Linked DNA regions of Homo sapiens: region 1 is linked to region 2. The links are chromatin contacts, found by Hi-C or POLR2A ChIA-PET in ENCODE. All regions are on one chromosome and are shown on one strand. Each heading gives the region's core, a stretch centred on a gene start or an enhancer-like site at or near the end of the contact. The rest is flanking DNA. Distances are from core to core; before and after follow the strand shown. Region 1 overlaps ASIP (agouti signaling protein). Region 2 overlaps RALY (RALY heterogeneous nuclear ribonucleoprotein).

Region 1 (4,453 bases), core at 977-3,476, 250 kb before region 2:
GAGGTTGAGGCTGCAATGAGCCGAGATGGTGCCACTGCACTCCAGCCTGAGTGACAGAGTGACACCCCATTTCTAAAAAAAAAAAAAAAAAAAAAAATGAAGTAAACTAGGGAAAATAAAATATTAAGAAAATTATTGGATAAGTAGAGATCGATTATAAGAAAATATAAGGAAGTGAAAATACATTTACAGTACTGTACTGTATTTATTGATACCGTAAGTTTACTTCATCTGTTTACAAGATGTATTGTCTGTCTGAAATAGTAAGCAACCAAAGCTTCAGACCTCAACCTATAGTATCAATCAAGTAATTCAAGCAACTTTTTCTTGTAATGTCATGACTCTTCTTTGCTTCTTGGGAACACTTCCAGAATCACTAGTAGCACCTAGTATGGGTCCCTTGGTACTACTCAAGGTTTACAATATTGCATTAAACACATTGAAAAATACACGAGAACCTTGAGGGATCACATTTTACTGCAATATGTGATTTCCTGGTGAGACTCCTTGTGCAGAGATGATTAGCTCACAGAGCGTTGTAAGCACGTACTCGCAACACCTGAGCATGCCGCAATGGCAACAGGAGGTATCTTCACAATTATGATGGTAGTACAGTATGTACTGCAGTTGTTTACACAGTTATGATTTAGTACTACATCTTTACATTTGGTTATTTTCTTTCTATTTTGAATGGTATGTACTGTCTGTGTGTACATATGTTTTGGGAAATTTTAATTTTTTATAATAGATTTATGTATATTGTATGATAGCAAGTGATAAAATAGACTAGTATCTACATATATTTTATGCATTAATGACATACTTTTTTTTCATTTTTTAAATATTTCTAGGTAACAAGATTCACCTGTTTTTTCTAATTGTCAATCTTCAAAAATATTTTCCAATTTAAAAAGTCAGCTGGGCAAGGTGGCTCACCCCTGTAATCCCAGCACTTTGGTAGGCTGAGGCAGGTGGATCACCTGAGGTCAGGAGTTCGAGACCAGCCTGACAAACTTGGCGAAACCCCATCTCTACTAAAAATACAAAAACATTAGCTGGGCATGGTGGCATGTGCCTGTAATTCCAGCTACTCGGGAGGCTGAGGCATGAGAATCGCTTGAACTCGCCAGGTGAAGGTTGCAGTGAGCCAAGATCACGCCACCGAACTCTGGCCTGGGCAACGAGAGCGAAAACTCCATCTCAAAAAAAAAGAAAAAAAAAAAAAGACATAAAATAACCAATGTATAAGTGGACCCATGAGTTCAAACACATGTGTTCAAGAGTCAACTGCATTTTTTAAGTTTTAATTTTTTGTTGTTGTTGTTTTGAGACAGAGTTTCACTCTTGTCACCAGGCTGGAGTGCAATGGCTCAAGCTCACTGCAACCTCCACCTCCCGGGTACAAGCAATTCTCCTGCCTCAGCCTCCCAAGTAGCTGGGATTACAGGCGCCCACCACCACGCCTGGCTAATTTTTGTATTTTTAGTAGAGACGGGGTTTCACCATGTTGGCCAGGCTAGTCTCGAACTCCTGACCTCAGGTGATTCACCCACCTTGGCCTCCCAAAGTGCTGGGATTATAGGCGTGAGCCACCGCATCCGGCCTAAGATTTAATTTTAAACAAATATGTTAAATAAATAGGTGGAACTCAGATATGGCAAAGTTATAAATGTGGTTCTGAAATGACTGAGGTTTGGGAAACACCACATTCATCCAAAAGTATGAGTGATGGTGAAATTTCAGGCAGGGGCTAACTAGTAGAGGAAGCTGCTTTTCGTAACCTATTTTGCTCAGTGGACTTCAGCTCCCTGGGCTTCTGTGGGTGTCTGGCTCAGAGCTCAAGCCAGGAAGTCTTTAGTAGCTTTCAGTTTCTTTTGTTAATATAGGCCTGAAAAATCTTTCATTTAGTTCCTAGCCAGAGGTTGGGGGTCCTCCTTCTTTAAGTCCAGTCTCACCCCAACAATGAGAACTCCCAGAACTTCCCTGCCCTTACCTTAGAAGATCTTTTCTTTTCTGCTGCTTTTCTGCCGATCTGTTTGGATTTCTTGTTCAGCGCTTCAAAGAGAGACAAAAGGAGCAAAGTCAGATGTTTCTGGGGACGTTGAGCTGCAGTGAAGTGAGAGGGGCAGAGGGGGCTTGGGAAGTCACAAGGTCAGGGAGAGGAGAAGAAGCGTGCTGGATGAGTCACACTGTAGGACTCAAGCCAGTAGGTTCTTGTTAGCCCGGCTACTGACCTGGAGCCAGGCACTGATAGCAACGTGTCCTCTGAGGGAAGGCAAATGGGAAATCCAAGCAGGCACTGGGATCTGCCTGTGACACTCTTGTGGGGCCTGGTCCCTCGACCTAAGTGAGCTTGGGCCACTCAGAGCCACCCCAGGTGCCCCTTCCTTCATCTCCATTGTGGCAGGCACAGGAACATTGTGATACCCAGAAAATGGACTCCTGTCTTGTACACAGATGCACCTGTGTTTCCTATTTTCCATTCCTGAGAGCTCTGGAGCCAGGAGGACCTGATTTGAATCCTGACTCTGCCAATATAATGACTATGTGGCTGTGGGTAACTTACTTATCCTCCATGAGACTCAGTTTTTTCATCTGCAAAAAAGGTTCCATAATATCTGCCTTGCAGTATTGTCTTGAGGATAAATGAAGTCTGTTTATAAAGTGAAAAGTCTGTTACACTGAAGATCAATAAATGTTGATGTTCCTCCCTTCCCTGTCTGATATGTGTAGAATATCCTCTTTCTTTCTTCTTCTTCTTTTTTTTTTCTTTTGAGACAGAGTCTCACTCTGTTGCCCAGGCTGGAGTACAGTGGTGCGATCTCGGCTCACTGTGACTTCTGCCTCCTGGGTTCAAGTGATTTTCCTGTCTCAGCCTCCCAAGTAGCTGGGATTACAGGCATGTACCACCACACCTGGCTAATTTTTGTATTTTTAGTAGAGATGGGGTTTTGCCATGTTGGCCAGGCTGGTCTCAAACTCTTGACCTCAGGTGATCTGCCCACCTTGGCCTCCCAAAGCGCTGGGATTAGAGGTGTGAGCCACCGCGCCTGGCCGATTATTTATTTATTAAAAAATTTCTTTTTTGAGTCAGGGTCTGTCTGTCACCCAGGCTGGAGTGCAATGGTGTGATCATAGCTCACTGCAGCGTCGACCTCCTGGGCTCAAGCAATCCTCCTGCCTCAGCCTCCCAAATAGCTGGAACCATAGGCATGCACCACCATTCCCGGCTAGTTTTTGTTTGTTTGTTTTTGAGACAGGATCTCACTCTGTCACTCAGGCTGGAGTGCAGTGGCACAATCATGGCTCATTGTAGGCTCAAACTCCTGGGCTCAAGTGATCCTCCTGCCTCAGCCTCCCAAGTAGCTAGGACTACAGGCGCATGCTACCATGCCTGGTTAATTTTTGTATTTTTAATAGGGACGGGGTTTCACCCTGTTGACCAGGCTGGTCTTGAACACCTGAGCTCAAGAGATCTGCCCGCCTCAGCCTACGAAAGTGCTGGGATTACAGGTGCATGCCACGTGCCTTGCTAGTTTTTAAATTTTTCTGTAGAGACGGGGTCTCCCTATGTCGCTCAGTCTGGTCTTGAACTCCTAGGCTCAAACAATCCTCATGCCTCCAGCTTCCCAAAGTGCTGGGATTACAGGTGTGAGCCACCTCACCCAGCCTCAAATATCCTCGTTTCCTAGCAAAAGCCGAGGTAGTAAGAGATATTAGTTTTGAGCTTAGGTTCTGGAGTTAAGTACCTGATTTTGAATTCTGGCTTTGCCAGTTAAAAACTGTGTGATCCGTGCTAGTTACTTAATTCTCCTAAGCCTCAAGTTCCTCAACTGTGAAATATGAATAAAGACCATACTCACCTCACAGTGCCTACCACACAGTATGTCTATGATTATTATCAGGTGAAGTCAAACCAGATCTCCAATGCCAGGCTCCAGTGCCCCTCATATTTTCCCCTGAGCCTTCATTCCCAACCCTGACATGACAGGACTGGTCCATCCCAGACTTGCATATGTTCTGGAGCATTTCCTGAAGTTTGTTACTGTTGACAGGAGTTCTGTGATTCATTAAGTTTCAGAAATGCTAAATTAAACAAAGTTCACCAAGTGTCTTAACTTCAGGCCTTTCAGAGCCTCTACCATATGCTAAGCTGCTTATTAGACTGGTGGCATGCAGAGCTTTCCCAAACCAAATGAGTCAAGGGCCACCTTATTCTCCCAGGATTATTTCCTGGAACGAGCAAGAAGGAGCCGTGACCATGGCGGTGGATCCTGGTAGCACCCTGGGAAGCATGCTTGATCTCCTGCAGCCCCTCTCCTGGGCCAGAGCCCAGAGGCTAGGTGACTTACCCACAATAGAGACAGAAGGGACATCCAGTAGGTTCACAGAGGAGTTGCTTCTCAGGCTCCTGTCATCTCGGAGCTTCTCCTCAGGTGGCAGGTGGCTGTTG
Region 2 (4,741 bases), core at 1,206-3,705:
CAACCACCTCAGGCTATGGCAGAAGCCACTGCCCCATGGCCCAAGAGTGTGTGAGGCAGGAAAACCAAACAAAGGTCAGGAGTTTGAAGCGGGGCCTGCCCAGGACCCATAGCTGCTTCTTTTCTTTTTCTTTTTTTTTTTTTTTGAGACAGGGTCTCACTCTGTCGCCCAGGCTGAAGTGCAGTGGCGCAAGCTCGGCTTACTGCAGCCTCCGCCTCCTGGGTTCAAACGATTCTCATGCCTAAGCCTCCCAAGTAGCTGGGACTACAGGCGTGCGCCACTACACCCGGCTAATTTTTATATTTTTGGTAGAGATGGGGTTTCATCATGTTGGCCAGGCTAGTCTTGAACTCCTGACCTCAAGCGATCTGCCTGCCTTGGCCTCCCAAAGTGCTGGGATTACAGGCATGAACCACCGTGTCTGGCCCCATGGCTGCTTCTTAAGGGTCCTACAAGAAAGCTCTGGTTTCTTCTCTGGACCTTAGTTTCATCTGCAAAACAAGGGGAGTCAACGAGAAGGGATATGGTAGCCTGTGAGTTATAGAAGCTGTTTCCTACAGAGGATGTTTAATGTGGGAATTTGTTCTAATCAAGTCTCTAGCTTTATTCTTTCCACTCCTGCTTATGGTTAGTTTCAAATCTGAAGGAGCCAGACTCAGAATAGGAGATATCCCTGACACCACCACCTATCTTGGCCCCATCCAAAGTCTAGTTACTGCTCAGACCTGTATTTTATCTCATAGGTCACAAGCAGATGTTTAGGCCCAAGGATATGTTTTTGTCTGATATGTAAAAATTTACTTAAAAACCTCTGAGTTAACTGCCAACATTCAAAATCAGATCTCACTTTTAAAAAAATTAGATTTCTAGCTGCTCTTAAAAATGTCAGAGGTCTGGCGATGCCAGACCCACCCTGGGGTAGAAGTCAAAGGGCCTGCTATAATCCTGTAACTTATTTGATGCTTTCTCACTTTATCTCAAGAATTCATGCTAATTTATCATTCATTCCATAAAAATATTTAAAGTTAAAAGCAAACTTTAAATTACCAGTTATAATATTTAATCCAACTCTGAAAAAATAAGTATACTGACACTTCAGGAAGATGTATGTTTTATCCTGTGATTTCATGTATCATCTACTATGCAGCCATGTGTTCCAGTTTGAGAACCCCCCCCCCACCCAGTTTATTCATTCACTCAAAAAATACTTAGATCCTATGCCAGGCTCTGGGAAAACACTCATCAACAAGACAGACATGGTTTCCGCCTTCATAGAGCTCACAGTTCAGCCGAGATATAATGAAAAAAGTCATGCAGAATAGGAGGCACAGAGAGATACTAAGCTGAGGATCCAGAGTTTATTCCACAAACACAGCAATCCCTTAGGCAAGTTGCTTAACCTCTCCAGACCTATAAGAGGAAGAGGTTTAATCAGGCAGTTGCTGCTGAAAGGTCCTTTCAGCTAAAAATTCTACTTAGCATCACAAGAACTTAGCTTACTACGCTTTTTGAGTTCCTAACACTTACTAGCTTCCTCTCTTTATCTGGAAAATCAGGATCAGTTGTCATGGAAATTACCACAGTACTCCACATACTGGATGATGTTTCAGTAATCACAAGAAGTCAAAGGGAACCAGCAGGTGACTTTCTGGGTGATTCTTTTGCCTACTTTCAGGCCTGGTGCAGTGGCTCAGGCCTGTAATCCCAGCACTTTGGGAGGCCAAGGCGGGAGGATGGCTTGAGCCCAGGAGTTCAAGACCCCAGCCTAGTTTGTAAAAGAGCAAGACCCTATCCCTACAAAATAAAAAAATAAAAACAACAGGACATGGTGGTGCGTGCCTGTAGTCCCAGCTACTCAGGAGACTGAGGTGGGAGAACCACCTGAGCCCGGGAGGTAGAGGGTGCAGTGAGCTGAGATTACGCCACTGCATTCCAGTTTGGGCAACAGAGTGCCACTGGAAGAAAAAAAGACCAGGTACCAACTCATAAGTAAAACGGTTTTGATTCTGAATTAATGTCCATGGTTTCCTTCATGACACATCAGACTCACTTCCACTCTACCTTACAAATATATAATAGGGATTGCAAAAAATGCCAACTTGACAAGGACATGATCCACTGAGCCTTGACTAGTTTGCTGTCCATATGAAGTCCTAAGATAGGCCGAGACAGATTTATCAGCCAATAAGGGCACCAAAAGTTCCCAGTAAAATGAAGATAATTCACTTAGTCGCAGGGGATTCACCAGCACCTTAACTAGGTAAAGTCTCTTCAATATTAGAGTTCCTTCTAGAGCTGGGCTGGACCTTGGTGGCAAGCAGGTAGCAAAAATGAATTGACCAAGTGTTTCCCAAAAAAAGTGCTATACTCTGGTGATAAACGGCAACTGACACTGGGCTTGAGTATCAAAGAAACAACAGGAAATGGTGTGGCTTTGACAAACTTGAGAACAAATATGCTGTCTAAAGAAGCCAGTCAATAAGGAAGCAGAATGTGGAAAAAAGTAGAGAAATGAAGAACATGAAGTTGTAAACTCAAAGCTTCTGCCAAATTTGGCCGAAGCTCCAAAGAGTTGCCCAAAGATCCAAGCCATGTCTCTTTGCTTCAGTTTACAAGCTTCTAAAGCATGGACTAGCCAGTGTACAAGGAGTCACAATATAACAACCCTGGTAGAGGCTGGGGCGTGGTGGCTCACACCTATAATCCTGGCACTTTGGGAGGCTGAAGCGGGCAGATCACAAGGTCAGGAGTTCGAGATCAGCCTGGCCAAATTGGTGAAACTCTGTCTCTACTAAAAATACAAAATTAGCCAGGCATGGTGGCGCGCACCTGTAGTCCCAGCTAGTTGGGAGACTGAGACAGGAGAATTACTTGAACCCGGGAGGCAGAGGTTGCAGTGAGCTGAGATCATGCCACTGACTCCAGCTTGGGTGACAGAGCGAGACTCCGTCTCAAAAACAAAACAAAACAAAAAAAAACCACACACACACCAAAACAAAACAAAACAAATCCCTGGTAGAGGACTCAAGGAGAAGACAGGCCTACCCCCACTCTTATAAATGGAAAAATTGCTCATGGTCAGCGTCAGGCTCTAGCCTCTGCTACTTTCTCAAAAATCTTCCTCCTTTTTCATGAGAAACCAGTCACCTTCATAGCCCCATGCCAGGACCTCTCATCTCACACATACATACTATCTCCACTGAAAGGCAGTCCTAATCTCCCCAGGCTTTTATTCCACTCAAAATAAAAATAGAGGCTAGGTGCAATGGCTCACACATAATCCCAACACTTTCGGAGGCCAAGGTAGCAGAACTGCTTGAGCCAGGAGTGTGAGACCAGCCTGGGTAACAAAGTAATAACTCATCTCTACAAAAAAATTTAAAAAACACTTGGGTGTAGTGGCATGTCTCTGTCATTCCAGCTACTCAGGAGACTGAGGCGTGAGGATAGCTTAAGCCTAAGAGTTTGAGGCTGCAGTGAGCTATGATTGTGCCACTGCACTCCAGCCTGGGTAACAGAGCAAGACCCTGTCTCAATTTAAAAAACAATGACACCACTACTGCAGGCCAAACAAAATATGTACACAGGCCAGATACAGCCCAAGGGGCTACCAGTATGTGACCTCTGATCTAGAGGATAAGACTGAACAGATCTGGAACAGAAAGGATTTAAGAGTGCCCCAAGGACTTCCCAATGAGGATGAAAGTTCAGCAGCTTGGTTCCCCTAAATGGAATACCTTTAAAATTCTGCTCCCTGAACATCACAACTAAAAGTTCCTTGTCTTTGCAAAAGAGCAAAATTACCCCCATTACAGTCAGATGCCGTTGGGAGTGAACAGTACAACGCTAAATATATGTTCTCCCCTGATGCAGGATGGCATTCCCCATGCTTCATTCCATCATTATTCTATGTTCCCCAGATTCCTTCAGCATCTCCATAAAAGCAATAACACCTTTGCCAAACACAAGAGAAAAAAAAGAGTAGCTGCCCTTGAAATAGTAACTCAATCCAAAGAAAAGTTTATTGCTGGAAGAACTTTTATTTACCAAAACTTCCATACTAGACTTACAGCAGGGAGAATACAACAAAAATGGTTTGTAGGAAAAGGTACCAGGCAACAGTGAATAGCATGGCACAGAAAACAGCAAGACAGGATGACAGGGAGGCAGGAAACTCTTAAGGGAGATTAAGGATCCCATAGTCCCACAATGACCTTGTCTGAAATAGCATATGGTCTTGCAGTCCCTGATTGACTATATGCTCCTTGAAGACAGTCTTACTCATATGGGTATTATCCACACCATCTAGTACCACACCATAACATGGTAGGCACTCAAATGGTCACAAAGAAGCTAAGGCCCAGGGAACTTTTTTTTTTTTTTTTTTTTTGAGACGGAGTTTCGCTCTTATTGCCCAGGCTGGAGTGCAATGGTGCGATCTTGGCTCACTGCAACCTCTGCCACCTGGGTTCAAGTGATTCTCCTGCCTCAGCTTCCCAAGTAGCTGAGATTATAGGCGCCCACCACCACGCCCAGCTAATTTTTTGTATTTTAGTAGAGATGGGGTTTCACCATATTGGTCAGGCTGGTCTCGAACTCCTGACCTCAGGTGATCCACCCTCCTTGGCCTCCCGAAGTGCTGGGATTATAGGCGTGAGCCACTGCACCTGGCTTTTGTTTTGTTTTTTTTGAGATGGAGTCTCGCTCCGTCACCAAGGCTGGAGTGCAGTGGCATGATCTT

What was found. Hi-C counts contacts between places; a loop is a spot of excess contacts on that map. ChIA-PET counts read pairs that join two places held with the same protein, here RNA polymerase II (POLR2A).
Region 1: a loop to region 2 is called in a map with no recorded cell type, with 8 times the contacts of the local background. The contact joins two enhancer-like sites. A Hi-C loop is called at or near these places in 1 of 37 single-sample maps with no recorded cell type. POLR2A ChIA-PET finds 5 or more read pairs at or near these places in 2 of 52 experiments (Caco-2 and GM12878).

The regions. Positions count from the first base shown.
Region 1 is chr20:34,260,434-34,264,886 of GRCh38, reverse strand. It overlaps ASIP (agouti signaling protein), which reads right to left. Exons shown (of 4, transcript NM_001672.3): 2 at 4,353-4,453; 3 at 1,994-2,055. It also overlaps a transcript of AHCY not described here. Among named protein-coding and RNA genes, the nearest start is that of ASIP, 21 kb to the right of the region's middle. Within about 2 kb of position 2,226, at least 15 of the 41 ENCODE cell types and tissues checked have a DNase peak (open chromatin) inside an H3K27ac peak, as active enhancers do.
Region 2 is chr20:34,007,470-34,012,210 of GRCh38, reverse strand. All of the region lies in intron 1 of RALY (RALY heterogeneous nuclear ribonucleoprotein), which reads right to left. Among named protein-coding and RNA genes, the nearest start is that of RALY-AS1, 15 kb to the right of the region's middle. RefSeq lists a silencer at 1,454-1,748 and an enhancer at 1,200-1,877. Within about 2 kb of position 2,455, at least 2 of the 41 ENCODE cell types and tissues checked have a DNase peak (open chromatin) inside an H3K27ac peak, as active enhancers do.